Linked DNA regions of Mus musculus: region 2 is linked to region 1. Evidence: chromatin loops called from intact Hi-C (ENCODE). Cell type or tissue: left cerebral cortex. All regions are shown on one strand. Links, peaks and the distances in the headings refer to the core of each region. The heading gives the core; the rest is flanking DNA.

Region 1 (16,456 bases), core at 5,572-13,571:
CCATGTGTTTGTGTGTCGACTCAATAAAGGGTAGGTTGTGATGGCTATTTTTATTCTCAACTTGGCACATAAACCAGAGTTATCTGACAGGAGGGAATCTCAATTGAGAAAATGCCCCGATAAGTTCTGGCTTTAAGGCATTTTCTTAGTGATTGATGGGGAAGGGCCTAACTCATGTGAGCGGTGCCATCCCTTGGCTGGTGGTCCTGGGTTCTATAAGAAAGCAAGCTGAGCAAGCCATGATGAGCAAACCAGTAAGCAGCATCCCACCATGGCCTCTGCACCAGTTCCTGCCTCTAGGTTCCTTTTGTAGCCGCCTGCGGCCACACTAACTGGGTTCCTGAGTGGGAGGCAGGAGCTGTATGGAAGGAAACGGTGAGAGAAATAATGGAGGCCAAGACATGTTTCTGTTCAAGGCCCCAAAGTTTTACTAAGAGTCTGCTCTTATAAAGGGGGGAGGCCCATCCCCCGCCAATCCATTCTTGATGCCTGTTGCCAGCCTGTAGGAGGATCTGCCAGATGCGGTCTCCAGAATATCTCCAGGGCCTCTCAGCCGGTAGCAGCGTCTTGGAGAAGAGCAGTGGCAGGTGACAGAACAATAGAGCCTTCTAGGTCAGAAGGCTCCACCCCAGGTGGTCTCATACTCAGTGGCAGCAAGGTTTGCATCAGCCTGCTTCAAGGCTGGGGGAGGCTACAGTTCCTGCCCTGCTTGAGTTCCTGTCCTGACTCCTTCAATGATGAACAGCAACGTGGAAGTGTAAGCCAAATTAACCCTTTCCTCCCCAAGCTGCTTTGGTCCTGGTGCTTCCTCATAGCAAGAGTTTGTGTGTGCGCACGTGTTGAAAAAGTAAAACGTAGAAGCAGAGTTCTGGGCCTTTGGGCCCAGGCTTGGGAATGTGACCTTTGTGGCTCAATGCTCCAAGGTATGCTAATCATAAAACAGATAGTGACATTCCTCCACCCACCCGCTTCCTGGGTTCAAAGAGTATTCATTCAAAGAAAGTCACCCTGAACTACCCTGACCATTGCTGGAACCCGCTATGCAAAGGTGCTATTGTTAGGGGCTCTTAGAAACTGTCTTGAGAAATAACCCTCACAATTACCAGGTATTCCTCGTGACTCTTGTGACTTTGCACTTCCTTATGACTCTTAACTGGTATTTTTGGTATTTTCCAACAACGCCCTTCCCACCTCCTTGAGTTGTGGTTTCTTCCTTTAAATACCCCCTGACCCAGCCACTCGGGGTGCCACGGTCCTCTACCCCTGCATGATCGTGGCACCCGAGAGCGCTCTTGAATAAAAATCCTCTTGCAGTTTGCAGCAAGACTGTTTCTTGTGGGTGATTTTGGGGTGTCGCCTCTCCTGAGTCAAAACGTGGGGGAGTCCTCACGTTGTGGGTCTTTCAGTGTCTTATGTTTTTTTTTTGTCCTGAACATGTCCTAGAAGATGTAAACAAAGCAGACAGTCTCAAGGGTGTAGATTCCATTTTGGTTTATGTGAGCGAGTGTTTGCCTGCTGTGTGCCTGTGCATCATGTATGTGCCTGATGCCCTAGAGTGCAGATGATGGTGTTGGGACCCCTGGCACTGGAGTTACAGATCGTTGTGGGATAGAAATTGTGGGTGCTAGAAATTGAGCCCAGATCTTCTGTCAGAGCACCCAATGTCGTTAAGCACCGAGCCATCTCTCCAGCCACACATAGGTAACATTTTTTTTTTTTTAAACAAAGAATAACTTTTGGAAATGTCACAAGATGAAGGAAAACAAATTGGTGTGTTGAAGGGAGGCGAGCTGGGAAGGTTGCTGTGTGGGGGATTTAGCAGAAGGAGAGAACTGTTTTAGGGATGTTCACCTGCAAAGATTTCCTTTTGGTCCCAGCGTTTCACCTTCTTCAAGGCCAGACTGCTTTCCCCACCACACCACAGAGAAAGCGTTAGGAGCCATTCTTGTGTCTCAGAAACTTTGTCTTTTAGTCTGCAATGGCTATCCTTCACTCCCTGAGGCTTCCTTCTGCATTTTTGAATATCAAATGCCTTCCTTCAGATTTGAATAACCTTTAGAGGGTGGCAAGACGTTTCATATCACATGATTTAGTCACCATAGTATTTGTGACAAAGAAGATGGAGGAGCCAGATACTGGTTAGAGCCCTAAGTCAGGGTGACTGTAAAGCCCCAGCACAGACAGCTTAGCTCTGTTCAAGGAACAGCTGCAGGGAGGTGTGGCCTGGTCTCTTCAGAATGTACGTTTTGGCCTAAAGGTTCAGGCCTGTTTTCTAACATTTCCCTTGGTCTCTGGCTCCCTATACCCGTTCCCCTCCCTGAGACTAGCTTTACTTTGTCAGATATTTACGTCTATGATACGTAGCCACCCATGTTCTAGACACAAGTCTTTTCAGCTTCAAGTTATGATGATGAAATGCCTTGGAAATATGAAAGTTATTGAAACGTGGCTAGACGTGGGTTTATGCCTACTGAACTTGGAAGTTAGTGTTCCTCTCTGCATCTCCAATAGTTTCACCACTGGCAAAGGAGGAGATAGCTCTATTCAGTGGATGCCTGTTGTGAAAGCTCCTGTGGTAAATATATACAATATTTATGTTCTATATATTATTTAAAATAATTAAGAGAGAAAAAAGTGTGTCATTAATAAATATATTCAACTATAAGAATTTTTACAGTAGGGTGGGCTAGAGGGTTTGAAGCACTTATACCCAGGCCTGACAACCTGAGTCCAGTCCCCAGATTCCTGAAGGTGGAAAGAGAAAACTGACTCCTAAGATTATTCCCTGATTTCCACACATGCAGAGTGGTGTATCAACACACACACACACACACACACACACACACACACACACACACACACTTACTTATCAATCAGGTCAAGACTATCCACATGATAGTTGGAACATTGGTGAAGATTATGACTTGATATGTGTTGTTGCGCCCACCTCGGCCAGCAAGGAAGACACGACAATGGTCGGATTCTTCTCAACAGCCTTTATTGAAGGAACGCCTCGATGCTGCTACAGGGACCCCAGGAACTCAGGGAGGTCTGCTTATATACTCTCTAGCACAGGGAAAGGCTTTGTGTCCTCCTGGGATAGGTTGAACCGCTGTCACCTAATTAGCATGTACCCTCTCAGGAGGGGTTGGCGCCAGACTCTAGCTTACGCCTGCGCAGTGGTGTTGTTTATGACAACGGCATACCAGGAACCGGCGCCATCTTAGAGTTGGCTTCCTACACTGTGTCCCAAAGAGGTTACACAGTAGACAGTTGTTGGTTCAGGGGTCTCCTCTTTTCACTAGGGGTCCATTCTAAGATTCTCATGATGCCTGAGACCTCATTCATGTAGCACCAGCTCCTAACATATGCCATTTTCCTATGCATACACTGTTGAGGTCTGGTCTTCTGCTATGGATTGCAATACTCAATGCTGGCTCCCCGAGCCTGGTTGCCCCCAGGGAATCTGCATATACACAGTGATGCAAGGTAACCTTGCCCCCCAAGTCATCTGTGATTGGAGAATAAATGTGCCCACAGCCTATAGCCAGACAGAGAGAAGTAGGCAGAGTTTGAGTTCCCAGGCTTTGGGTCTGAGACAAGACCATGAGGATGAGAGAGAAAAGGTGAAGGCTGGAGAAGATGCTATGTGTTAGGCAAGTCATGAAAACATGGCCATGAGGGCTGGCCAATTGGATTTAAGAGCAACCCAGATGGAGCATGGCAAATTGCAATTCAGGGTTATGGATGGGGAAGTAGATTCTAACAGTGTAGAGGTTAGGTGTCGGCCCAGTTCTAGTGCATTATTATAAATATAAAGTAAACAAATTACTGTGCTTATTATAAATATAAAGATTGTGTGTCTTTTATCTGGAAACTGAAATATCAAAGACAGGGTAGAAACCCTCAATTGAGATTAAATGTTTACTATAACAGTAGAATAACTTGGCACAGATGTTTATGGATTTCAGGCCTAAAATCTCTAGGATTCTGGCTTGGGATCACAGGCAGCTCCCTGGTCTTGTCTGTGGCCCTGATTGATCAGTACTGGGTGAATGATCAATAAGCTATCCCTGTCTGACTGAGATTGGTGTACGTGTAGTCTGTGGGCAACTCCTGGACCCCAAAATGGGGAACTCTGACTTTGATAGCAGGGTTCTCCAGCATTCATTTAAGTTTTAAAGACCCTTGACTAATACACTGCTTTTACGAAGAAACTAAGTGGAAATAAAGGAAATTACTAGAGTACAATGACCACAGATAAAGTCCGTTCTGTTTACAACATAAGCAATGTAAGCTTAGGAAGCCATGAAGCTGTCTCTGAGGAAACAGTTGAATTGGGCTCAAGTGGCTGTCCCTCAGCCAGAGCTAAAAAGCCTAAGACCGATGGGAAGAAGCCGCTGAGGAAGAGCCTACCATAACTTTTAAAAGGAGTTTGAAATGTCACATTGGAAAAGCACCAAGCAAGAGTTCTGACCCTTACATGTTTATTTCTTCTCCCTTTAAGAGGGATCTGGGTTTCTGCCTTTCTTTCATAATGACCCTGTTGTCTTCATATTGTCTATGTTTCAGGAGTAGTCATGGCCTCTGTCTTGGTTAATGCTCTGTTGTAGTAAAGAGAACCACAGCAATGCTTACAAAGGAAAGCATTTAATGGGGGCTGACTTACAGTTCAGAGGCTTCCTCCATTGTCATCAGGGAGAGAAGCATGGTATCATGCAGGCAGACATGATGCTGGAGAGTTCTACATCTGGGTCCACAAGCAGCAGGAAGAGAGAGTGACATTGGGCCTGGCTTGAGCTTCTGAAACCACAAAGCCCGCCCCCAGTGACCACTTCCTCCATCAAGGCCACACCCACTCCAGCAAGACCACACCTACTCCACAAGGCCACACCCACTCCAGCAAGACCAAACCTCCTAATCCCTGTCAAGTAGCCCCCTCTCCCTAACGACCAAGTACCCAACTATGGGAGCCTTTGGGAGCCATTTCTTGTCAAACCAGCCTCCCACCTCTCTGAGCATTTCTAACATGTGAGAAGCTCACTGAGGCATTGGGTTACCGCTTCTGGTGCTTCTCCTGGCAAGTTTGCATGAAGGATGTGCCTGTCTGGCTTCTTAATTCAATATATAATTCCATGGCATTCAAAATTCAAATATAATCCCATGGCCCAAAACAAAACAAAACAAACAAAACAAACAAACAAAAAACCAGTTTACACAGATACCATTGAGGCCTTTTTGCTTTTATTGATTTTAGCGTATTTTCTGTTATTCTGCCTTTTTTTCAATTTGGCCATTTGTTTGATCAGGCTAACTTTACTAATAACTTAATGAATGTAATTTTAAACAGAATGCGGGTGCTTCTACAGTTTCTGTACAGTCTCACTGTGCTGGATTTAAAACAAACAAACAAAAAAAAAGGATTTGGAGAGTATTGTAGGATCAATAAACCCAAGTCATATCTTGATCATTTTGTGTTTATCGTCAATAAACCCAAGTCATATCTTGATCATTTTGTGTTTATCGTCAATAAACCCAAGTCATATCTTGATCATTTTGTGTTTATCGTCAATAAACCCAAGTCATATCTTGATCATTTTGTGTTTATCGTCAGTGGACATCAAGTCTGAAGTGTTAGTCCTAAGACAGGGGTCTAACAAACCTTCTGAGTATCCTTGCTTCTGCTTAGCTGCTAGAGTTTGAGAATGCCATCCCTTATTAGAGGCTGGTATGAGTTATACTTCCATTTTACTGCCTTTTAATTTAAGGTTTAAATCTTAATTTAATAATAATATAAAAAAACCCAACTTCATTAGCTGTTTCTAACCCCGAAATCCCCAGTTAAACCCGCCCCCCCATTATCTCAAGCCTGCTCCACTCCCATCAGACTTAAACCAACACAATTCAACTTGAAGTTTTAATTCCACAAGTTCAGAACTATAACTGATAAGCCATTTGTTGAATCTTCAAAAAGAAAATGATATTGAAGACTGGAACATAGAAAGTGATATTCAAATCATTAAAAAGAAATAAGCTTTTGAATAGTATTAAAATTTAGCAGATAGATAAATCAGTCATTAGGACACGGGCTGTCTTCTTTTACTTCCTATTGCTGGGATGAAGACCATGACCAAAAGCAACCTGGGGAGGAAAGGGTTATTTGACTTATCTATCTCAAGTCACAGTCCATAGAGGAAAGCCAGTGAGGGAACTCAAGGCAGGAACCCAAGGCAGGAACTGAATCAGAGACCACGGAGGAATGCTACTGACTGCCTGGCTCACATCCCGTTAACCTTTCTTATACCCTCCAGGATCTCCTGCTCAGGGCTGATTCCATCCACAATGGTCTGAGCTGCCACAGCAATCATCAACCAAGAAAATGCCCCACAGACTTGCCTATGCCAATTTGATTTAACGACATTTTTCTCAATTGAGATTCCCTTTTCCTAGACAATCCTAGCTGTGTCAAGTACTCAGAAGGCTAAGGCACACATGGATGCACAATAAGCTGATCTGAGCCAGTTCCACCCATCCTGACAATATTTCCACTCAGTTCAAGACCATAACCCATGGAAGGGTGCCACCCATAGCCGAGGTCTTCCCACTCAGTTAATCCCATCTAGATAGTCCTTCATATTCCTGGACAGAGGCTTGTTTCCTGGGTTTCTTAGATGCTACGCTGATGACCCATCTTGTCTATCACGATGCCCTTCCAAATAGACATCCATCCTGCCCCTGAAACCTACAAATGGTGCCTTCCATGGGCTTTACAGATGCAATTAAATTAATTGGGATGGAGAGATTAGCCCGGATTTTCCCAGATAACCCCAATGTCATCATCACAAGGTCTTTAAAGTGGGACATGGAAGGGCCAGAATTAGAGCAGACGATGTGATAATGGCGGCAGAATTGGAGTGACTCGAGCCAAGGTTGCAGGAGGGACTACATTCTTCCTGCCGAGCTTCACAGGAGCCATTCCCACAGACATCGTGACTTCTGCTCAGCAAAACCGATCGAGGACTTGTAACTTCCCCAATGGTAAGACAGTGTTTGTGATATTTAACACTATCGTGTGTGTGTGTGTGTGTGAGTGTGTGTGTGTGTGTGGCACACCAGGAGCCAGAGGTAAAGCTCTGTCTCCTGACAGCATCTCTAGCTTTGCACAAGAGACTCAGAAGTGGGCAGGCGCTCCCTGGTGGGATAGGTCATTTCATGGCTGTTGTTCCTAGAAGAAATGCAATGCCCCCTGCTGGCTCTACCCTGAGATGCCCTGTCACAACTAAAATATTAAAGTACAAGCAAGGTATGGTGGGGTTACCCGTCACACCCCCAAAAGGACTTCAGAGCAGCACACTTCCACCTTCTCTGACTCCATCTCCCCCTACCCCACCCCCACTTGTGTCAGGAGGCCACAGCACTCCTGGGAACTGTTGAACTTTTTCTTCCCCAGGCTTCTGGAGAACTCCAAGTTCAAAGGCAATGTGGATGTAGGCCCATGCTCCAGAACACTGTAGCAGATTTCTTTAAACTCAATAGAAAACGCCTTTTAAAAGGCAGTACTTAGGCCCAGTGTGGAGAGGCATACCTGTGGCCACAGCCTCAGAGTCCGGAAGGAGAAAGATCAAGAGGCCCAGGCCAGCCTGGGGTTCACAAGGTTCATGTCACAGACAACAACAACACAAACAAAGACAGAACAACAAAACAAGCAAAACCAAAATCAAAGAACAAAAATGAAAATGTGAGAAATCCCTTTGTGGGTTGTATTTGCTTTCTTACATATCCAGTTTTATAGGTACTGGTCAACGGGAGAAAAACTTTCAGTACAAAGATTCTTGCAAATGTCTGACGGAAGAGATGGGCCTCATAACAAAAGAAAACATGCAGATGTTAAAAGACAAACTTGGGTGCTTGAAAATTCTAATGAGCTTACATAAGCGCCAGGTGACTCATAGGTCGGGCAGCACACGACTCCAGGTAGATCTGTGCTCCAGCTCGGGTAAGAGAGAAGAGTTTTATTAGATATTCTTAGAAGCAAGGAAAAGAAAGTATGCTTGCCAAAGTGGAAAGTCCCCAGGGCAGCTGTTTCCCAACCTGTGGGTCATGACCCCTTGGCAAACCTCTATCTCCAAAATATTTACATTATGATTCATAACTATAGTTATGAAGTAGCAGCTAAAATAACATATGGTTGGAATTACCACCTCATGAGGAGAAGTATTAAAGGGCCACAGTGTTAGGAAGGCTGAGAACCCCTGGTCTGCAATGACGTGGGCTTTGTTCTGCCTCTAGTGCAGTCTAAGGGTCTGAGCCTCCTCAGCCCATGGTCACCCGATCAATTTATTAGTAACACCAGGGAGAGAGGAAGGGAGAGAGGGAGAGAGGGAGAGAGGGAGAGAGGGAGAGAGGGAGAGAGGGAGAGAGGGAGAGAGGGAGAGAGAGAGAGAGAGAGAGAGAGAGAGAGAGAGAGAGAGAGAGAGAGAGAATGAAGAATGAAAGAAGGGGGAGAGGAAAGAGAGAGCGAGGAGGGATGGGGGATGGAGCAAGGGAAGGAAACCTTTAGACAGAAGCAATCTTAACTGTTAACTTCTCCATTCCTTAGTCTGAAGATTCTACACATGGGCTGTGGCAAGGGAGAGCATCTAAGGTCTTTAGAACCTGGTCCTTGAGGGAGAGAGGGATGCAGGGCTGTACCCTTACAAGGCTGGGAATCTCTTGGCAGGCAACTACAGATCTACTCAGCCAAGCAGCGAGCCAATAACTGGCCTCCTCCTGCCCCATCCTGCCACACTGTCACGCTGGGGCTCCCTGCAGACTCCTGACAACATTGCCTTCAAGGGGCTGAGGCCAGAGAAGGGTTAATTGGGGTGGGTGCCCTGAGGTCTGGCAACAATTTTTGTCACTTGCTAAAGGAGGATAACTGTGGGTCCCAGGCATCTTCCTGTGATTCAGCCCTTTACTGCCTTATCCTGGGACTGATAGAGTCAACCTAGTGGAAGAACCAGGCCTCTCAAAGGGCTATCCTTCCAACACTCGCCCTGCTTAGCAAGAGCCTTCAACAGGCCTCTGAAATACTTAGACACTAGCTGGGGTAGAATGCAAACAGGTCCTAGCCGTACCATGCGTAGAAGGCCCAGCTTAAGACAACTTCTCTTTGAGACTCAGTAGTCTTATCTGTTACACAGGTCAAACGCTGCTCTCCTCATGATGTCTGTGACAGAATCACACTGAAGGTGCGCATGGAGTCATTCCATGGGTCCTAATTTTAGCAGACAAAGGCACATAAGTATGTGGTTTAATAACATACTTAAAGTAATACAGTCAACACCAGTAATATGGAAATCATTACTTACATGGTCACTGAAGGAAAGGAAGCAGGAGACCCATTTTAGGGACTGGTCCACTCATCTACTACCATGGGTAATTTTTTTTTTAAATTTTGGTTTTTTGAGACAGGGTTTCTCTGTGTAGCCCTGACTATCCTGGAACTCATTCTGTAGACTAGGCTGGCCTCGAACTTAGAAATCCACCTGCCTCTGCCTCCTGAGTGCTGGGATTAAAGGTGTGTGCCAACACTGCCTGGCTCCACCATGGGTAAAACCTGTTCTGTTCAACCGTTTTTGAGTTTCTAAGGGCCTGAAGATTAAGAACAGCCTCACACGAGAGGTGCCTGTGTACACAGGTGTGTGTATGTGTGTGTGGTATGTATGGTGTGTGTGTGAGTGTACTGTGTTTATGATTTGTATGTGTGATTTGTGTGTGTGTATAGGCTATTTACAGTGGGTGTGGTGTATATATGTATGTATGTGTGTGTATGGTATATATGGTATGTATGTGTAGGGTGTTTGCAATTTGTGGTGTGTGTGTTATATGTGTGTGTATTGTGTAAGTGTAGAACATGCACGTTTTGTGTGTAGTGTATATGGTGTGTATGTGTGTAAGTATAGGGTATTTTCAGTGTGTGTATGTTGTGTGTGTAGAGTGTTAACAGTATATGTGTGTGGTATGTATGTGTATATGTGTGGTGTATGTGGTATGTATGTGTGTAAGTGTAGGGGCTTTACAATTTGTGTGTGGTGTGTATATGAGTGAGTATAGGTATTTATAGTGTGTGGTGTTTGTGTGTGTGTATGTGCGTTGCTTCCTGAAGAAAAGACAGCTACGTTGCCCACACATCAGGAGTCAGCTTGTTGTGGTTTCTGTCGACATGCCAATCAGTTATGCTGGCAGAATTTATAATTTCTTTTACCGTCGCGTTTCACGGTCTTTTCCCTAAGGAAATGTGAAAAGACAGTCAAAGAAGAAGAGGAGAAAGAGCCAACAGGTGGGTGGGGACAGAGCGCAACTCAGGGTGAAGCAAAGAGATGGGAAGGGGAACAAAGAGAAGGAAGTGGCCAACAGGTGGAAGCCAGCCAAATTAGACTCGAGATGCAGACTTACAGGGAGGCTGTGTGCCTGTACATTAGCCATCCTGTTTCTGTTCCCATCTAGTCTCAGGCAGCGATGTATGTCTCGCCCTGCCTTTTATTTACATTTTTATTATATTTATTCACATTATATCATGTATGATTGCTCAGCCTGCGTATATGTATGCACAGACATTCTGGGTGCCTGTGGAGGTCAGAAGAGGGCATTGCATTTCCTGGAGCTGGGTTGCAGACAGTTGTGAGCCATGAGCCGAGCTGGGAGTCGGGCGCAGGTCCTCTGCAAGAGCATCGGGTACTCTTAACCACGGACTTGTCTTTCCAACCTCTATCTTTTATTTTGTTTATGGCTTAATGCTGAATTATCAGGCGCCAAGTGCCCACCCCCTGAAGCGCTGCATCTGTTGTAGGTTGGAGATAAATGAATTGACTGCCAAAACATCTGAGTGGGCGATACATGTTTGTCCTTCATGTGAGTCACCAGGGACTCCTTCCATCATTCTGTCTTGGTTGGAAACCAAGTATTCACCAGAGATAGGTGCCAATGCTTAACAACAAAGAGGGTTTAATCTGAACATATTCCTTGCCTACACACAGACTCAATTGCTTCCACGGTGCAGAAGTCTGGTCTGACTGCTTCTGTCAAACAAACCAGCAGACAGAGGCCACGAGGTTATGGCCCATGTCATGCTTCCCTACGTGATCAGGTCAACAGTATCCACCTACAGCCAAGCTGAGCAGTAGGCTAGGCAAGCCAGGCCGATGGCACTGCATGCTGGTAGTCTACAAGGACTAGCTTGCCTAAAGACACATCACAGAATGGTCTTTGTCCCTCTGTCCACAAGGGTATTTGTGAAGACTATATGTGGACCTGGGGACAGGGGATGTGGGGGAAAATGCATGGTAGGTCTTCCCATCTAGATACTGCCTGACATGGGCTCAGACAGACCAGCAGCAGCCCCAGACCCTGCTGTAAGGCACAGAGGTCAGGAAGCCTAGCGGGACAACTCCTAGATGTGGCATAGCTAGAAGCCACGTTCAGCTATCCCAGAGTAGATGTCTCTCCTGTCTTACTCAATGATCTATCACTGTGAAGAGATACCATGACCATGGCAACTCTTATAAAAGAAAACATTTAACTGAGGTTTGCTTACATTCAGAATCAGTCCATTACTGTCATGGTGGGGAAACATGGCAGCACACAGGCAGACATGCTGCTGGAGAGGGAGCTGAGAGTTCTACATCTGATCTTCTGGCAGTGGGAAGTGTGGGGAGCCTTTTGGGGTGCCATTTGGCAGGAATCTGACATTGGCCAATGACAAGGAAATGGGCTTCTGGCAGGAATCTGACATTAGAGCATGACAAAGAAGTAAGTCCAGGCAGGGACCTGACATTGGCCAAGGACAAGGAAGCAAGAATCTGGTTTTAGGGTAGAACAAAGAGGCTCTGATATATTGATCATCCTTAGAAACAGTTATCACCGGAGTGATCGTGTGGCTTTGTGTTTATTGTCTTGCTTGTTCTTTGATTATTGTCTTGCTTGATTCATTGTACTACTGGCCCTTAATACTTGCATGTAATTAAAATGGTATAAAATGCAGATTGGGAAAATTAAATTTGCCTTCAGTCTCAGAATTGACTGGGGTCATGCTACAATTTGTTTAACTATCTTTTTTTTTTTTCTTTTTAATCCTCACTCCCTCGCTGGAGAACCTGTTGACTGACTGAGTGGGCTTGGTCAGGGAAGAGCAAGTGAGCCACAAGACCTGGCTTGAGCATCTGAAAACCCAAAGCTCAACCCTGGTGACACACTTCATCCAACAAGGCCACACCTCCTAATCCCTCTCAAGTAGTGCTACTCCCCAATGTCCAAGAATTCAAACATACAAGCCTCTGGGAGCCATTGCTACTCAAATTACTACACCTCCTGTCCTATTTATCATATTCACACACACACACACACACACACACACACACACACACACGCACACACGCACACGCGCGCGCGCGACTTAGAGATCCACCTGGCAGGTGTGAGGATAGAGGGAGAGGATCAAGGGCGACTTTCCTGTTTTTGGTTTAGACGCCAGGTTGCTGCTATTTTCAGGGATGACTGAAGAGAAGCAGGATTCTCTTTTCAGAGTGGGCTGGGGATAATCAGATGTTTTGTTTTAGCCTCTGTGGGCTGGGGCAGGGCTAAATTTCTCAGCATGGTTGAAACTGAATCCCACATATAGACTACTCTCTGCCTGATTGAGAACTCTTTCTGGAACACTGATGTCGCTGATTCTGGAGACAGAGAAAGTCATTGAAATAATGTATACTTCATATTACATCATAAACATGGAAGGTCATATCTGTGTCTTCCCACAGTGTCAGAATTTGTTAACAATAAATGCACAAGGCACCATGTTCACCTCTTTGTAGGGGTCTGGTGAATTAGTTATACTTTTTTCTTGTGCTGGTGTATTTGAAAAGTCCTTAGGTGTCATCTAGTTTTCCTCATGTTGTTTCTTCTTCCTTCCTTCCTTCCTTTCAATTTATTTATTGAGGCAAGGTCTCACTCACTATGTGACCCTGGCTAGTTCAGAGCTCACTATGTAGACCAGACTGACCTTGAACTTGATCCACCTGCCCCTGCCTTCCAAGTGCTGGGGTTAAAGATACATGCCACCCACCTTTCTTCCTCTTTTTGTCATGTCTACATACCACATTTCCTTTTTCCATTCAGTGATTGACACTGATGCTGATTCTGCCCACATTTGTGGGGAGCTGAGGAAGCCCTGGGGGAATGTGTAAAGAGTAGATGAAGGCTTGAGTAAGTGTGTTGTGTTCAACATTGGCCCAGTGATGTCAAGGACCCGGTGCCTCAGAACATCATGGTGGTGGCCAGTAGAAAGCCACTTTCTTCATGACAGACAAGGATAGGGAATTAGTGATACATAGGTAAGTAGGTAGGTAGATCAATAAGTAGGTAGACAGAGGTAGATGATAGACAGATGAGAGAGAGAGAGAAGACAAATGGACAGATTGGTGATAGATAAATGATAAATTATAGATATATAGATAGATAGATAGATTAGATAGATAGACACCTAGATGATAGACAGATGGATATATAGATAGATGATAGACAGACAGATAGGCAAACAGATGAGACTAGAGAACAAGATAGCAAAAACTTACCTGCAATGACCCTACTTCCTCCAACTAGGTCCCACCTCCCAAAGTTTCCACCTTCCTAAAATGGCTCCACCACGGGGAAACAACCCAACACTTTATGAACTCATGGAGGGCACTTCATGTAGAAACCACAGCATGCCTTTACAGGTATACACTATGATAAAGCAAGGCCATGTGAAACTGTTGCTTTAAACTTATAATGAGCTTCTAGAATGTAACACTGCTTTGAATGCACTGTCAACAGTATCTCCTTTTTTGTGCTACATTTTATCTATGAGGTAACTTTTATAAAGTAATTTTGCCTAAGAAGGTATAAATTGACAGAAGAAGTTAATTGTGGCTTTGGGGGCTCTGCCCCATTCACCAAATGTATATCTGTGGCATTTGGGGCTCAGACCCAACCACTAAATGTATATATGTCTGACTGTGTATATGTATGTACATACATACATCTGTAGGTATATGTGTATGTATGAAACTGTGCATGGAGACTTGTGGAATTGTTTGGCCTGGCCAAAATATGTGTGTCTGTGTCTATGTGTGTGCTTGTATCCTCTCTTTTTCTCAAAAACAGTTAACAGACTCCAAGCCTCTCACCTGGCCAGCAAGAGGCCCTGAGCCCTAGCAATTAAGCCTCTTTTTCTTAATCCCCTACTGCTAACAACAGGAGTTAATTACCAGAAGCCCACAGCTTTTGGCCTTAGAAAGGCAGAGTTAAAGAACGAGAAAATTTACCAAAAGTAAGCTAGTTAGCCCCCACAATTGAACCTTTGCTCCTGCCATTGCCGACACCACTCATCGCTGCCTGCCTCAGTCTACCTGAAATGCTGGACTAGTCACTGGCAATGAGCTACATTTGTCTGCTTCTTTGTCAATATGAACATTTAAATGAACACGTGCAGAGACACGTGCTGCTCATAAGACTGGCGGTAAGCAGCTGTTTGGACCATCCCGGGACTGCGTGGGCTTTAACACTGGCCCTGCCAATCAAGGCGTGGGAGGCCATGTGATTCACTCTGTCTTTTTGTCTGTGCCTGTGGAGCCTCAGGTATGCTAAGCACACATTCTGCCCGTGCACCTCGTGTGTCCATCACTATGCTATGAATCAGGCCCAGAAGCTGTTTTTCTTCGGTGACTGGGTTTGTCTAGTAGAGGAATGCCATGGAATATTTAAGTTACAAAATGCTACATAAATATAAAGAATTCCTGTGGACTACATTTCATTTACTGTTGGTCTTTTTTTTTTTTTTTTTTTCATCATCACTCCTGCCCATTAAAGCCTTGGTGATTCTAAAGTTACACATACGATTGTTTTATCATTTAGAGAAAAATTATAATAATAGCTACTTGCACACCCTACAGAGGCTTTTTTTTTTTTTTTCTTTTCTTCAAGACAGGGTTTCTCTGTAGCCCTGGCTGTCCTGGAACTCACTTTATAGGCCAGGCTGGCCTCAAATTCAGAAATCTGCCTGCCTCTGCCTCCCAAGCGCTGGGATTAAAGGCGTGCACCACCATGCCCTGCTGAGACTCTTTAGCGTATTTTCTATACTACTATCTCATTGGAGCTTTGTAAGTAAGATAGGACACTGTGATTGGAATTGAGATGTCTCCCCCCCCCCCCCCGCCGCCACCCCGCGCCCCCCTCCCCCCCGCGCCCCCTCCCCCACTCCTGTGTTGGGCTGCTTGGTCCCCAGCTGGTGGCACTGTTTTGGAAGGTTGGGGAACCTTTAAGAAGTGGAGCCTTGCGGAAGGAAATGGGCCCCAGCGGAAGGCTTTAAGGTTTTTTGTTGTTGTTGTTGTTGTTGTTGTTGTTGTTGTTTTGTTTTGTTTTGTTTTTGAGACAGGGTTTCTCTGTATAGTCCTGGCTGTTCTGGAACTCACCCGACTGGCCTCAAACTCAGAAATCTGCCTGCCTCTGCCTCCCAAGAGGCCTTAAGGTTTTAAATCTGGGCTGGCTCCGTTTTCTATCTGTGCTCTGCTCCCATTCAATATAACCAATTACATTTGTCACATCACAGTCGTCTCCATCCCTTCCCTGATATGATGGATCGTGCCCCCTTAAATGCTAAGCCAAAATGAATTCTCTTCTCACATTCAGTCCTTCTAGTTAAGTATTTCATCGCCGCAGTTTGCCCCCCACTCCCACTTTTTTTTTTAATTAGTGGGACTGAAACACAGACGTCATGGGATGCACCCAAGATCACACAGCTTCGTCAAGGCTTTGGGGAGAGAGGCTGCAGGGCTTCTGTTCCTGAGGTCGGCTTTTATGCTACCAGACAGCTGCTCAGGTTTCAGCTCTGCATTGGTCCGTCTCCTACAACCCCAAATGTGGCACAAACATCCCACCCAGCACACTTTCAACTTCAGAGAAAATCCTATCCAAGAAAATGCTTGTACTACAAAGGTTTAGAAACACAGCCCCGTCTCTTCCATGAGCGCCGAAGCCACCAGGCCGAGCACGAATTTAGCGCTATATTAAAACCAAGCCTCGCGTTTCAGAAGCCAACTGGGAAAAAAAGTCAACTAAAATTCTGCATGGAGGTAATAAAAATATCTTTTATTATCCTCTACAGACAGATTGTAGATGCGCTCCAATGTTAATTTACTGTCAATTTATTCATTTTTATATAATGTCCTCCAGTCAAGGTAGATTTAATTCCATTTTTGTCTTGTGTACTTCCTTTCAAGGCTTCGTAATTTCTTTTCTATTTTTACCCATTCCACTTTTGCTTCCTGTCAATTTTTATATCAAAATCTGCTTCAGTTCCCTTTGGCAAGGTGCAGTAATAAAAATATTCCTCATGCTTGAACGTTTAAATTTGCCATTGCACTTTAAAATGGTTCTCTGTCTG
Region 2 (16,456 bases), core at 3,899-11,898, 86 kb before region 1:
TGGGAGGCTTGCTTTTGTCAGGTGGGAAGTAAGGGGGTGAATGGAGGGTAAGGAGGTGTTGGGGGGGACTGGGAGGAGTGAGGGGGGAGGGAAGTGGGGGGACTGGGAGGAGGGGATGAAGAGAGGTGGGAGGGACTGGAAGGAGTGGGGGGAAGGGAGGTGGGGAGACTGGGAGGAGTGAGGGGGGAAGGGAGGTGGGGGGCTGGAAGGAGTGGAGGGAAGGGGGGGGTGGGGGTACTGGGAGGAATGAGGGATGGTAGGGAGGACTGGGAGGAGTGGGGGGAGAGAGGTGGGGGGACTGAGAGGAGTGGGGAGAAGAGAGTTGCGGGGGACTGAGAGGAGTGGGGGAAGGGAGGTAGGGGGTACTGGGAGGAGTTGGGGGAAGGGAAGTTGGGTTCAGGATCTATTCTATGAGAGAAGAATAAACAATTTTTAAAATGATCCATTCATTCACTCTTTATCAGCTCCTTTTTGGCTGACCTTCTGCTGTGCACAGGGCCCAGGCTGCCCCTCTTCTGGGTCCCAGGCCCCGGGGCTGTGAGGAAGATCCAGATGAAGGAAGAACGCACGGCTGAATTGTCCGTCACTGAAGTTTTGTTAGAAACACATAGAATCTCAGGACACCTATGTCGTGCTGTGTGGAATTATTACCAACCTTTATCTGACCACCAAGTCCACTAGGCTGCAGGCTGTTCAAATCCTTCTCTACAGCAGGGTCCACCTATTACCCCAGAATCCTGCCCGCCTTGGGGAATTCCAGCAGAGCCATGAAGAAATGTGCTCGTCTGTAAGGTTTTCTTGTCTGACTTCATTCCAAGAGCTAGAGCCGCAGCAGCTGACGAGATTTCATGGGGGCTGAAGGAAGAGTCTGGGTGGTGTCCAGAAGGCAGGATTCCGCCAGAGGCACAGCTTTTTAAAATGCATGTTGAAATAGGTCGTGACTAAGACTCAGCTGCCTCTGGAGGTTTTACTTCAGGGAAAACCTTTGGCACACCTTTTGAATCCTCCCTTTGCTTAGGGGCTCCTAGAGAAAAGACTTAAACCACGCACACTCGAGTAGATTAGATATCATCCAGGTGACCCAGGTGTCCCCAAAGCAGCCAGACCCCCCGGGGGTAGGGAGAGCCCGGGAGGAGGTCCACCAAGGGGAGCAGGTGTGAGCCTTAGGACCTGGGAGGAGGGGAAGGGATTCGGTACTGGCAGACATTCATTTTGGCCACAGTAGCTATGGCATTAGGGATAAGACAGCATTGTATACCTGTCAGGTGAGAGACTGAAGTTGGGAAGGAAGCCAAAACAACAGTGGGGTTGATCCATGGACACACGTGGTGAGCCCAGCCTGGGGATGGTGGTGTCCCCAAAGTTACCAAGGAAGAGAGTATAGTCTAATCAGTGGAGCCTAGTTACTCCTGTCTTCCAGCCTTTCTCCTTTCCTCCCTTCTGTAGACACAGCAGGCACTGAGCTCCACTTGCACTGCTAAGATCCTTGACGGGGGAAGTCTCAAGTAAAGCCTTCCTCTCCCTGGGCAGGTGTCCCAGAAGTTGAAGAGAGAAAACAAAGGTAGGAGAGGCGGTGCCACCTTTGCTACAGCGGGAGACATGCTGGAAATGTACAGCTTCTCCTTACAGTCAAGAGGGCTGCCAACAGACAGGCCTAAATCAAACCGAGCATCCACTGGTCTGCGGTGGCCATGGCCAAGGAGTCAGTCAGTCCAGTAACAACTTGAAGAAAGGTTAGAGGGACGTAGGTAGACAGAGAAAGGTGAGACTGGATCCCTGAGATGGAGACTTCTTGTTCTCAGAAGATGTTGTGAGGTAAGATGAGGGAAGGCACAGGGATGAGTGTCTAACAGGACTAATGGGGGCCTGGCTGCAATAAAATGCCTAACTGGCAACAGTCGTATCCATTAGAATTGATGAGAGTTGTGAAGCCAGCACGGTGGTCTGACCCAGTTCCAGCAAAGCTGAGCTGAAGGCTGTGATGGCTCTCACTCTGACTCTCACTTTTGGTTTTAGTCTCTGCCTGTCAGATTTGGGAGGGGAAGGCTTTCTGCATTATGATTCATTTTATCTCTTTTCCAGAGAAAATCATGTCCCAGTCTCTTTAGGAAAGTCCTAAACATACTATCCCGCCTGCTTTCAGGGAAATAATCTTACCTGGCTCTATCTGGGAGTCTCCCTTATGCGCTGGGAATTGTGAAAAGCACAAAGACCCTAGACATTTCTTTATGAGGGCATGGCTCCAGGATCCTCTCGGAACATCTATCCCTAAGCAAACTCAGAAACAATCAGAAACAATCAGAACAGCATCGACTCAGAAGAAGCTGACGAGCTCCAACTGACCAAGGGAATTGGCAACAGACCGGAGGCTTCATCCCACAATACACTCAGAGCTTCCTGAAACAGCTAGCTTACAAGACAGAGGGCCGTACAGATTATGCCCTTTCCATACAGAATAGCATGAATCGATGATGTAAGGATATAAGAAAAAGAGAGGTAGCAGGAATTGCCATTCATGAAAAAGACTGATTCACACCAGGCTACAGTGACATTATTTAACTAGGAACAAAAGTATTTTCTTAAACAAATAGATTTTTATACAGATCATGAATGCAAAGATCACATTTGTACCACAGACTGAAGGACAGCTACACAGCTTTTATGCCTGAGGACTATACTCTCTTCCTTGGTAACTTTGGGGAACACCACTGTCCCCAGGCTGGGCTCACGTGTGTCCATGGATCAACCACACCATTGTTTTTGCTTCCTTCCCAGCTTCAGTCTCTCACCTGACAGGTATACTTAGGGGCTCCTAGAGAAAAGACTCAAACCACGTACACTCAAGTAGATTAGATATCATCCAGATGACCCAGGTGTCCCCAAAGCAGTCAGACTTGCAGGTAGCGTTTTGAACACCAAGGGTTAATGATGCATTGCCCAGAGCATGGTGATTCACCTGGACTGGCTCGGATATTTTCTATTTGTCTAGTGCTTTGAAATCACCAATGCTGCCAGCCTGTGAACGGGCTGCCACGTATTAAGTGTGCTTGCTTTAGCCGAAATATTGTGTAGATTCTTTGAAATGGGGTGACCGGGGTGGGGGGGCTGATAACGGAAACAAAATGTTCTATCTGTACTTGCTAACTGTAATTGAACCTGCGACCCCGGACATGCAATGAAAAAAAAAGCAAACAGGTGTCCGGGGACAACAAAACGACATGATCTGTGTCTCTTGGAAAACCCCCAAGTCTTTGTTTTATGAGTCCTGTGTGCATGAAGAAGCAGTGTGGTTGCTAGTTAGTAAGAACTGCAGGATCTCCCAGCGTTGCTGTCTAACCTAGTCCTCCTTCTGACTCCTTACTTCCTCTCCTGGACCTGGCATGGATAGGGCTGCCCTCTACCCCATGCCCAGCGCCTAAGCCAGAGTCAGTTTGGCCGAGTTGCAGCCTTAGGTCTCCCATCCCAGGGGTCACGCTGTTACTTTTCCTTCCTCTGTAGCTTGCTCTCCTATATTTCCTGAATGAGCAGGGTTTTGTCCATGTCCGACCTCCGCCGAGATGACCACCAGCCCGCCCATCACTCACTCCATCCCAAGCCCACCTTTGGTGTAGTGGCATTTAGCTTTAGATAGAGCAGAAGCATTGAGGTAACCGAGCATTAAGGTGTGGTCGCACTCATCACTGACGTCATTGTTTCGGCTCCAGTGATTGGTGGTTTAACCAATGGTCAAAACTGTGATGTTTTCCCAGGAGACAACATCACCCCCCCGACCCCATCCACTGTCCCTGATTTGGCTGACATTGGGGTCCTACCTTTTGACTTCCCCAGCATGGGAAACTTCTAATTTTGTGTATGGGAGTCTATTGTTTCAATCGTCTAATAGCTGAGGGGGCGGAGCACAAATACCTTGTTAGAACAGCTTTATTTCTGTCCAGACAGTCACAGTTCCTCTGGGAAAACAAAATGAATGCTAGCCTTTAAAACGAGCATTAAATAGGAAATTAATTACAAAGGCTTTAAAAGAGTTAAGATGGTATCTTAGTTACTGCTGTGAACAGACACCATGACCAAGGCAACTCTTATAAGGACAGTATTTAATTGGAGCTGGCTTACAGGTTCAGAGGTTCAGTCCATTATCATCAAGGTGGGAACTTGGCAGCATCCAGGCAGACATGGTGCAGGAGGGGGCTGAGAGTTCTACATCTTTATCTGAAGGTTGCTAGCAGAGTACTGACTTCTAGGCAGCAAGGATGAGGGTCTTAAAGCCCATGCCTACCCACAGTGATACACCTACTCCAACAGGGACACACCTCCTAATAGTGGGCAAGGCATACACAAACCACCACAGTGACCCCTGTAGGCTCTCAGGTGAACAGTATTTGTACAAGCAACTAGAGACGTGTAGCTTCATCAAGTGATACACATCCCCCCAAAATACTCAGTATGCCAGTACTTAAAATACTATCATCTACGGGAACTCTCCTGCCTCCCAGGATCATAGCTAAGGACCCCTGAGTCACCCTGCTTAAAGCCCAGATGACAGTTGTAGTCCCTGCATTCACCAGCTGGCCTGCATAGGTTTTTATTTTGCACTTAACAGAATTAAAATAAAGACTATCTGTTTCATTTTCTTGGGGACCATCAGAACTGGGGTGTTCGTTATCTAGTTTGTGGGTTCACTAAAGACGATGCTGGTCATTTCTATTCCAAAGTAGATGTAAGATAAAGAGTATGAGCTTCAAGCTAAAACAGGGCTTGGGTTGGAGACGTAGCTCAGTTGGAACAGTACTTCCTAGCATGCCTGAAGCCCTTGGTTTGATTCCCAATGCGGCATAAACTGGACATGATGGCACATACCTACAATCCCAAGGAGGGAGGGGGAGCCCGGAAGAACAGAAGTTCAAGGTCACCCTGGGATTCATCGTGAGTCTGAGGTCAACCTGGAATACACAAGACCTTGTCTTAAAAGGAAGAAAAAAAAGAAAGGTTAAATGACCCTTTATATTAGATATATTATCTAATTATCTGAACTACCAAAGAACATGGAAAATGTCTACACGATTGTAGGACAGGGATATTTGTTTCTTTGCATGCTGGGAAATATTTTTTCCATGTGTTAGAATTACGGCATTGGGCTGGAGAGATGGCTCAGCAGTTAACAGCACTGACTGCTCTTACAGAGGTCCTGAGTTCAAATCCCAGCAACCACATGGTTGGCACACAACTATCTGTAATGGGATCCCATGCCCTCTTCTGGTGTGTCTGAAGACAGCTACAGTGTACTCACATACATAAAATAAATACATCTTTAAAAAGAAAAAAGAATTACTGCATAGTTGGTAGGTACTTAGGCTGTACGGTCTTGAAGGCACGAGTCCAAATCCCAGCTCTGCTCTGTGATCTTGAATCGGTTTCTTAACATCTCTTGGTTTAGTTTCTGAATCTCAAGTGTGGAGTAAGAGCAGGAACATCTGTTCTAAGCCAGCTGAGGATTCAATGAGGTGATGCTGTGTACTGAGGGAAAAGAACATCTCCCCTGCCTCTTCAGTGTCGTTCCCAGGAGCTGCAACGGAAACAAACAAAAGAGACTTAATGGACAAACGGGAACGTTCAATAATATTTACATGTAGAAAGGGAGCCCCCTAGCCTGATAAAGTGTTAGAGGCTCATATCATATACCAGTTCAGACAGGAAAGAGGCATCAAGGGTCAGTGACCGGGAACTAAGGGTCGGTGTGATGGTTTGAATGAGATTGTTCCTGGCTGGAGAGATGGTTCAGCCATTAAAGGCTAAGCTCACAACCCAAAATATAAGAGAGCGCCCGCCATAGGCTCCTGTATGTGAGCACTTGGTCCCCAGTTGCTGATGCTGTTTGAGAAGGCTTAGGAGCTTCTGCCTTGTTAGGGGAAGTACGTGTCTGGAGGTAGGCTGTGAGGGTTAAAATACTACAGCCATTTTCAGTTTGCTCTATCTGCTTCAAGCTCATGGTTCAAGATGTGAACTCTCAGCTTCCTGTTCCTTCCATGTTCCTTCCCGTTCCTCATGCCTGCTGTCTATTGCCACGCCCACTCCCCCCCTGCAGTGATGGACACTTATCCTGTCGGAACTGTAAGCCACGCCCCCTGCAGTGATGGACACTTATTCCATTGGAACTGTAAGCCAAAATAAACTCTCTCTTCTTTAAGTTGATTTGGTCCTGGTGTTCTATCACAGCAACGGAAGAGTGACCAATAGGACGTTAAGAGTGGTTTTAATAAACTGTCTTTAGATGAACTCTGTGGGTGATTCTTGGTCTGTTCTGTTCTTCCCTTCTTAGCCCCAGGAGAATGCTTTCACTGAACAAAGTGTGTGTCTAATATGCCTGCCGTTTAGAGCAGATGGAAAAAAAGCAAACAACTCTTTTGATGTTCGCTGTCATTTGTCTTCAGCTCAAAATAGCCCTTATGCCAAAGTGACATATGTGAAGACTGTGTGTTCTGATCCCCTTACACCAGATGTGTTCACAGGGACAATCACCTGTTACTGGAGCAGAATGCCTGATACTTTACAGTGTTAGAGCCCAGTTTTTCTGCCAGGACTCTCTAAGAAATAAGGTTATATACACTCGGAACATATCTTATCTCCTCAAACTCTCCCGTGACTGTCCTGGTCAGGTTCACCAGCCTTGATCGCCCTTGCGCCTACTTTCCTGGGTTGCATCCTAGAGATGCAACATACAGAATTGCTACTGCCTTCAGAATGAAATTCAAGTTCAAAACTCAGCACTGACTGCTGCACTCACTCACACTGGATCCCTCTCCCCCACTCCAGATCCACCCCCTCACTCCAGATCCCTCCCCCTAACTCCAGATCCCTCCCCCTCACTCCAGATGCCTTCCCCCTCACTCCAGATCTCTTCTCCCTCACTCCAGATCCCTCCCCCCTCACTCCAGATCCCTCCCCTCTCACTCCAGATCCCTCTCCCCTCACTCCAGATCCCTCCTCCCTCACACTGGATCTTTCTCCCTTCACTGGATCCCTCTCCCTTCACTGGATCCCTCTCTCTCTCCCTCCCTCCTCATGCTTTCCACATTCTCTCACCTCTGTTTTAAGATGGCAGCATTGTTTCCCCCACCCCCACCCCCCAGGCTCCTGCCAATATGGTTTCCTGTTCACCTTCTCCCTCTTCCCAGGTGGGCTAAGCAGTCTCAAGCTCCCCTTCTCTAAAAGTGTCAGTCATAGCTTTTCTTTTTTGGTCCCTGCCCTTAGACCATGATCTTTTCAATAAAAGGATCACATTCAGTTCATGTCAGAATCGAGCAGGCACTCATAACAGGCCCGTCATGGAGCAGGCACCCATAGCAGGCCCGTCACGGAGCAGGCACCCATAGCAGGCCCGTCACGGAGCAGGTGCCCATAGCAGGCCCGTCAGGGAGCAGGCGCCCATAGCAGGCCCGTCACGGAGCAGGTGCCCATAGCAGGCCCGTCAGTCACAGAGCAGGTGCCCATAGCAGGCCCGTCACGGAGCAGGTGCCCATAGCAGGCCCGTCAGGGAGCAGGTGCCCATAGCAGGCCCGTCAGGGAGCAGGTGCCCATAGCAGGCCCGTCAGTCACAGAGCAGGTGCCCATAGCAGGCCCGTCACGGAGCAGGTGCCCATAGCAGGCCCGTCACGGAGCAGGTGCCCATAGCAGGCCCGTCAGTCACAGAGCAGGTGCCCATAGCAGGCCCGTCAGTCACAGAGCAGGCGCCCATAGCAGGCCCGTCACGGAGCAGGTGCCCCTCTCAGAATGACAGATGCCATTCAGTCTGCCTTTGTAGCCTAGAAGCCAACAGTAGCTTGCATCCTTTTGCCTGAAGCCTGGGGCTTCTGTAACTATGTGAGGGACAGAGCAGGACACAGCTGTGGAGCTACACAGCTAACCCAGGAAGGGATGGCTGAGACTTGGAGTGTCCTTGCAAGCTTACCCGTGGAAGGTATATGTCACTTCCCCAAAGTTACGAGCATCTGTGAGTTTTGTGGGCAACGCAATATCTGTTCTAGCACAGCAATGTTTCACGTGGGGTTATTTCCCTTCCAAGTGAAAGCCAATTAAATAAATTCTATTTTCCCCCCTTGGTGCTTACAAAGTGTGGGAGTTGTCACCAAACACGACTGAATATTCTAATTTAGTCATAAATGGGCTGAAAGAATGGAGTGTAATTATGAGTCCAGAGTAAGATGTGCTAAATATTTTATCGTGTTCAGCATATGCTAGGGGGAAAAAAAATCCTTCCACTGTAATTGCCAACATTCAATTCACAAAATGTAAACAGCAGCTGAGCGTAAGGAGGCTGCAAAGAATCTCCAGGAACTCCAGCACGTTCCAGAAGGGATTCTCTTAGAGGGAGCAGGGATCACATTTACCGGTAGAGGTAGAGCCGTTTCTTGTTGTTCAGAAAGAGAACCCGGGAAAACGAGGGGACATTTTCATGAAGCAAGCCAGGATGCAAACATGTGTATGCAGCAGGCAGGTCTCAAGGCAGGGGAAACTTGGAACTCAGAGGAAACAATTGGAATAGGCCCAGGAGAGTCAGCCACAGAGTTTTGTGGAAATGGCCTCTCCAGAGTTCTTACCCAGAGGGAACGAGCAGGTATCTAGTCAGAACAGGGGAGGGACTATTTTGAGCTCAAAGGCCAGTGACCTAGACAGTTGGTATCTTTCCACAATGTCAGGATTTTGAAGAACAAATTCGTAAGCTATGTCAGTGTCATAGGCTATAGTCTGACAAGCAGAGCCAAGTTCCCCTTTTCAGCCTTAGTTCCTAATATTAACACTCTGATCATACATTCCACAATACATGGTAATTAAGTGTGTATGTGTGTGTGTGTGTGTGTGTGTGTGTGTGTGTGTGTGCTCAAGGAGTTTACATTAGCTTTGTTAGAGACAGAGGAGGAAAGCTGATAAAGGCCTGCTTGGTTATTAAGTTAGGCATTAAGTAGCCCGTTGAGAGCGACCAGAGGCGCAGAACCTAGCTACAGGGTCACTGGACTGAGCTGGGTCTTGGGGTTGAGTTGATCTGTAGAGCAAGGCACTGACTGGATCTAGATGGACAGATGGACAGATACAAGACAGTTTGAATAGGATGAATCAGCAGAGGGGACCAAGCGAAACTGAAGCCCCAGGGCTAGTTGGAACTTTTCTGTTTTCTGCTGTTGGGGTGGGGGGGACAGATGTTAGACACATTAACAAATCATTGCACTAATTAGTTAATTAGTAAGTAATTTCTAAGCACGCCCAGGTTGAGAGGAATGAGCAAAAGAGCCTAGAATTCTCCAAGTAGGGAAAAGCAGAGACTCTCTGACGGTGTTTCTCAACCTGTGGGTCGTGACCCCTTTGGGAGGGGGCAGAACGATCCTGTCACAGGGGTCACATATCAGATATCTACTTTCTGGTTGATAGGTATAGCAAAATTATCATTATGAAGTAGCAATGAAATAATTTTATGGTTGGCTGGCGGTCACCACGACATGAGGGACTGTGTTAAAGGTCCACAGCACTAGGAAGGCTGAGAGCCGCTGTACTACTGTGTCTACAGCAGACCGAGTTCTGGGTCCAGAGCAAGTGGTTCAAGTATGGCTTCTTGATGGTCATGGAAAAGATGGCGGAGGACTCTGGGACAGAAGCATCTAACTAGCGATAAGCGGAGAACTTGGGGGCCTGGGTCAGTTTGAGTATTCTTGCTCCTCTCTCTCTCTGTCAAAAGAGCAGGATGTGCTTAGGGCTGTTCTAGAGAAGCAGAGAAGGTTTTGTTACAGAATGGCTTCTGCCTGATGGGATTGCCTCAGGCCTGACAGTCACCAAAAGCTTGCTGGACCCAGGCAGGCCCCTTCATTCCCAGAACAGAGTAGCTTCTTGCCTTGAGAAAAGGGAGGCCAAGAGCTAAGGTTGTGGAGAGAGGCTTGTTGTGCATATTTAATCTCAGGAAACTCACGAGTGTCTCCTTTTGGATTTTTCTCTCCCCCAACTTCCACCCCAATTAGCCCAAGCTGGCCATGACCTCACAATCCTACCTCAGCTTCCTCAGTCTGGCATTTCTAGAATATACCGCCACCATAGCATATCCTTTGTTAAATGTGTAAGGAGGAGGAGGAGGAGGGGAGGGGGAGGAGGAGGGGGAGGAGGGAGTACAAATGTGTATGAATAATAATGGAAAGGTGAAGAAAGTGGTTGGCTTTGATCCCCGTCCTAGGTCATTTAATCGTGAGAAATAGCTGAACTCATTAATGTGCACATCGTAATGACTCAACACACGAGGTGACAGGTCCCGAAAATGATATTCTAGCCATTCTCTTTCAACATTTTTAAAGTTGTTGTGTGTATGATGTCTGTGAGTTCATGTGTGTAAGAGTCTGTGCTTGCCATGAGACATGTGTGGAGGTCAGAGAGCAACCTTGGATATCAGACGCTCACCTTTTACCCTATTTGAGATTGGGGTTGGGGACACACGTTCTCTGTTGCCTGTGTTACTGTAAGAACCCTGGAATTGCAGACACACGTGGTCCTCTCCGGCTTTTTATCTGCCGTATTTGCTCCTTTCTGCTGCTGTGTTGAAAAAGCAACTTACAGAAGGTACTTCGTTTTGTCTTATGGTTCCAGAAGGATAAGAGCCCACCCCTCCAGGGAAGCATGGTGGCAAGCTGCAGGTGTGGTGGCTTCAGGAAGCTAAGAGCTTACCCTCTCAACTGCGAACACAAAGCAGAGCACAAACAGGAAGTGGAACTGGTCTTTAAAATCTCAAACTCCACTTCCAGTGACGTTCTTCCTCCAGCAAAGCCACGCCTCCTAGTCCTTCTCAAGTGGCGCCACCGACTGGAAACCAAGTGTTTAAATCCTGGAACATACAGGGGACATTTCTCACCCAAACCACCACACATGGGTGCTGGGGATTCGAACTCAGGCTCTGTGTTGGGGCTGGAGAGAGGCTCAGCAGGTAAGAGCACTGGGAGCTTTCCCTGAAGAACCCAGGTTCAATTCCCAGTGCTCTCTCTCTCTCTCCCTCTCTCTCTCTCTCTCTCTCTCTCTCTCTCTCACACACACACACACACACACCACCACCACCACCACCACCATATAACAACTGTAATGTCAGTTCCAAGGGATCTAAAGCCTTATTTTGTCCTCGGTGAGTCCCAGGCATGCATGTGGTAGGTACACAGACGTATATTCAGGCAAAATACCCATACACATAAGATAATTTTAAAGGTTCTATCTTGTAAACGTGCAAATGCATTTGAAAGGAGGGTTTCTAAACTGAGACCATCAGTGTCAGGGATCCCTGAGCCTTCAAAGCAAACCACCCGGGAAGAGCTTCCCAAGCTCACCCCACATCACCCCACAGAAGTGGATGCAGCTGTGTCTAAGGGGGACACGAATGCTCCATCCAGAGCCGATGGTCGTGTATGTAGCAATGCTGCTGGCCCAGTGCACAGGGCCAGGTTCCTCTGTAGCACATTCAACTCTTTCATAATTGCAGTTGCTTTCAAGGCTGCCTTGCCTGTAACGTTAAACTTACACTTTTCCTCACCATGCTGTACATTTTCCATCCTTTCTGATCTACTTTCCGCCCTCTCTAACCGTAGATCTGGATTAGAGAGGCAAGCAGCAGCTACCTCCCAACCTAATGCGCCTAGTGGAACCCCAAGGGAGTCTTAGGGTAAGGCTGGCATGTGACCAGATTTTCCACCAGAATGCCCTAAAAAATGCCTCCAGCCCCCCGATAGTCCCTCTTCCTCTCTGAAACCTCATAGCTGGGATGCCACTGTCTGCATTTCTCTTTCCCAACAGAGTGGGTCATTTCAGGTCTTCTTAAGGAATTCCAGGGCATTTCTAGCCCAGAATTCCACACAATTCCAAGTTACTCCTACAAATCAACTCACAGGACAGCTCATTACAGTAACAATTCTATCCCAGTCCACAGTCTCATGTATTACTTTCTCACTGCTGTGACAAAGTGCTGTCATAAAAACAACCTCAGGGAAAAAGGATTTATTTTGGCTCCTGGTTTGATGGGGAAGGCACGGAAGCGGAGCATGAGACAGCTAGTCACATAGTCTCTGCCCTCAGAAAGCAGGGATCTGTGAGCTCCTGCTCAGCCTGATTATTCTCTTTATTTAGTTTCATTTAAAAATTATTTTTATGTATTATTATTGGCTTGTGTTTGGCTGTCTGTGTACACTTATGTGTTGTGCATGTATATAACACGTGTGTGGGATTACATGTGCTACAGAGCTACCTAGAGGTCAGAAGACAACTTTGTAGACTTGTCTCTCTCCTTCTATCTTTATGTGGTGTTCCAACTTAACTTCTGTTCCTGTAATAAAATACTCTAATAAAAAGCCACCTAGGGATATAGGTTTATTTAACTTCTAATTCCAAGACCTAGTCCATCCTTTCAGCTCAGTGTCAGGAAATTGAGACAGCTTATGCTCAGCTGGCTTTTTCTGCTTAGAGGATAGTGCCTCCCACAGTGGGCTAGGTTTCCCCACATCTGGTTTTTGGTTTTGTTTTTGTTTTTTTTCTTTTAAGATTTATTTATTTATTATATGTAAGCACACTGTAGCTGTCTTCAGACACACCAGAAGAGGGCATCAGATTTCATTATGGATGGCTGTGAGCCACCATGTGGTTGCTGGAATTTGAACTCAGGAGCTTTGGAAGAGCAGTCAGTGCTATTAACCACTGAACCATCTCTCCAGCCCTTCCCCACATCTGTTAATTTAATCAAAACACTATCCCACAGACAAGCCCAAGGGCCAACCCAATGTAGATAATCCCTTATTGAGACTATCTTCCCAGGTGATTCTAGGTCATACCAAGGTGTCAATTAAAGCTAACCATTACAAATGGGTTTCCAGGAATAGATCTCAGATCACTGGACTTATAGCATCCAACATCAGTTTTGTTTGTTTGTACTTGTGTTTATTTTTATTTTTGTTTTTTTGTTTGTTTGTTTTTCAAGATAGGGTTTCTCTGTGTAACCCTGGCTGTCCTGGAACTCACTCTGTAGACCAGGCTGGCCTCGGAACTCAGAAATCCACCTGCCTCTGCCTCCCAAGTTCTGGGATTAAAGACACGCGCCACCAGTACCCAGCTGCAGCAAATATCTTTATCCACTAAGATATCTTGCTTGCCATATTTTATTTATTTATTTTTATTTTTTATTTTTTTATTTACTGACTGACATATTTACTTACTGTGTGTATGTGCCACAGTAAAATATAAAGATCAAAGGATAACTGTATTAGTTTGGGTTCTCTAACATTGTTGCCCCGCTAGCATAGCTGTAGCCATTTTGTTCCAAGTCCACCAGCTATTTCAGATTGTTACTGTAATATGCCTGCCAGTCATTGACGCATAAAAATAACTTGACTCAGAGCAAGGTCCTGTTGACAACATACCCAGTTATATTCTGTATGTTAGGAAGTGTGTTAATCTTAAGACATTCCACAACCATAAGCTTCATTTAGGACCCATCAGATTCAAGGTCAATATGAACTGTTACTTCTAAAGTAGCTTGAGTCAGGGCTAACCACCAGACAGTACTTCCTGCACTGGCATATGAACTCAATGTGGTTTTTACAGTTTTAGCTTTTATAATCTGGCTGTGAGAAATGTTAAAGGTTACACCTTCCAGCGCCTGAGCCTGTGGGCTGTGGCCCTGATGGATCAGTCTTGGGGTGTTCGTGTTCAATAAATATTCTTACATGACTGACATAGGTGTTCACGTCATTTATAAGGTGATTCCTGAATCCCAACAAACATAACCAATAGAATATATATTTATTCATCATATTCATTCATAATATATTAATACATATATACATATGATTTATTAGAATGACTTACAAGCTGTGGTCCAGCTATTCCAACAATGGCTGTCTACCAACAGAAGTTCCAAGAATCTAGTAGTCGTTCATCCCACAAGGATGCATGTCCCAGCTGCTCTTTGGTATATGCTGGGATCCGAAAGAAGTATGCACTAATGCCGGTGAAGGAGTGGACTTGCAATGAGAGGAGACAGTAAGTAAAGGAAAGCAAGCTTGCTTCTTCCATGTCCTTTATATAGACTGCCAGCAGAGAGTGTGGTCCAGAATAAACGTGGATCTTCCACTTTAAAAGAACTGGATTAAAAACAGGTCTTCCAATTTCAAATGGTTTTATAAAGAAAAAGTCCCTCCCTGGTATGCTCAGCTGCTTGGGTTTTAGTAAATTCCAGACATAGTCAAGTTGACAACCGTGAGTAGCCATCACAATAACTTGTGAGAACCAGTTCTACTTCTATTGAGTGGGTCCCAAGAATTGAACTTACGTTATCAGCTGTCAGACTCTATTGAGCCTTAGCTCACCGGGGACCCCTGTGTGAACACCTTGGAGGTGGGGATTGATGCAAAAGCAAGAGGAATTTATTGTTTCAGCGCGTTGGGGTCATTGAGTACCTGACGGAGAGGTGGTGACCCTGGGAAACCCATTGGGAGAGTTTTTGTACAGTTTTTAGGGATAGAATAGAGCAACAGCCACTAGGCACAATGTGATTGGCAGAACAGTGCGACTTTTAAACTGATTGGTCCTTAGGGAATGAGGTAGCAAGAGGTTCCCTTATCTGTGGGTAGCCAATGGTTAGTCTGCCCTGAGGAATGTGTCTACTGCTCTGGGTTTCCCTCATCTGCAGGTGGCCTAGGGTTGGTCGGTCGTGCCCCCTGTGGTCTGAGGAATGAAATTAGCCTCTTCCTTCCTGAGGGGAGGGGTGCCTGTGTGCTCTATGACCTTTGCCTTTGAGGAGGGGAGGGGCCCAGTGGAATTTTCCAAAGTTCCTGAGCTGACCTCTTCATTGCCCCCAAGCAAACTTGCCTGTTCTGTTTTCTCCTTTTTATGAAGATCTGGGATCATACCAAATGGAATGATGCCACTGAAGTTTAGGCCAGGTCTTTCTACCTCAATTAACCTAATCTGAAAAATCCCCTGTAGGGATGCTCAAAGGTTGGTTTCCATGGTGATTCTAAATCCCCCATCAAATTGACAACTGAGATGAACTACCTCAGTGGCTTCCTGGGCCAATTACTGGCTTGGTGACTTAGGTGTATAGCTTTGATAAGAATGGCTTCCACTAGCCGGGCGTGGTGGTGCATGCCTTTAATCCCAGCACTCGGGAAGCAGAGGCAGGCGGATTTCTGAGTTAGAGGCCAGTCTGGTTTACAAAGTGAGTTCCAGGACAGCCAGGGCTATACAGAGAAACCCTGTCTCAAACAAACAAACAAACAAACAAACAAGAATGGCTTCTGCTTTTTTAAATGTGTGAGCATAAAACCATCAAATAGCAAGACTCTATGAAACAGGAAGCAGACAGTTTTGACCACTGGTGATGATGACAGAGGGGTGAATAGGTAGGCTTTATTGTGCAGGAGAGGAAGTGGCCAGTGAAAACAAGAAGGGACATAGGCTTCTCTTGGTGCTAAGTCTGTCAGGACCCATGCCAAACGCTTGCATAAGCCACCATTCATTCCTGTAGCAATCTCAAGCCCCAGATACTTAAAGATACTCTTTTTACAAACCCTAGATCAAAACTCAAACCAGGGTACACTGATGGAGTAGTACCATTCTACCTTCTGAATTGAAGGGACATCCACTGGGTGCACTTTTTTGTAAGAATGGGTAGCAGGAAACTGGGAAGGATGTTTGGTGTATATTCCTCTGGAAATGAGGAAGCAGTATCCCAGCCTCATGACCGGGTCCAGATGTTGAGAGAAGTCAATCAAGAGACACAGAGAGTTTGAGCAGATGTTTCTTCATCAAAGCAGAAGTTTAATCAGCGAAGTTCAGCAGAGCTTGGAGTTGGCTGCTCCAGGATGGGGATCTAAGCTGTGGATTCTGAAGACGGTTTTTATGAGGCTTTATGGAGTGGCATATTCACAACTTGCAGCATGTGAGAATGTGATATTTAACTCCAGCGTCTGCTCAGCCCGCACTATCTGTTGCTTCCTCCTCAGAGGCGCACGACAGAGATACTGAGTGTGCAGCTTCTGATTTCAGGTACAGGGCTTCTCATCTGTGGAAAGGGCCTTACATCAAAGGTGGCACTGATACCACTCATCCCCTTCCCACCCCTTCCTTCCCTGCCACCTGCCTGGGAATCAGAGAGCCTGGTGGCAGGTTCTTGCCACCCCCATCCTCAAAACCTCCCCCATCCTCAGAAAGCTCTGAGAGACCTATTTCTGCCACAGAGACTGTGAGATTCCTCCCTTCGGGGTCTGAACTCTCCTCAGAGCCTGCTCCCTATCCCCCCTCAACCCAGTACTCCTGCCTTTCTGTCTAAGCATTAATAGCCGTAGGAGGATGGTCTGGTGTAGCTTGTATTTGAATGCTAAATTCCATACCCCAAGATCTGATTGTGGATTGTCATGTCTAACCAGCCTTTTTTTGTGTGTGTGAACCTTGCTCC

Evidence for each region. Peaks named below come from ENCODE experiments on the same cell type or tissue, not always from the same donor. Only the 100,000 strongest peaks of a DNase experiment are listed, where the experiment ranks them.
Region 2: a loop joins it to region 1, with 2.1 times the contacts of the local background. A loop is called at or near these places in 2 of 42 quality-filtered maps.

The regions. Positions count from the first base shown.
Region 1 is chr15:97,491,344-97,507,799 of GRCm38, forward strand. No RefSeq gene overlaps it. Among named protein-coding and RNA genes, the nearest start is that of Gm41393, 93 kb to the left of the region's middle. In left cerebral cortex, for the core only: a CTCF peak has its summit at 7,254 (motif pointing left); DNase peaks (open chromatin) are centred at 10,452, 10,880 and 12,555.
Region 2 is chr15:97,406,990-97,423,445 of GRCm38, forward strand. It overlaps Gm41393 (a long non-coding RNA gene), which reads right to left and starts at 58. Exons shown (of 4, transcript XR_875638.3): 1 at 1-58. In left cerebral cortex, for the core only: no CTCF peak of the experiment used is centred there; a DNase peak (open chromatin) is centred at 8,196.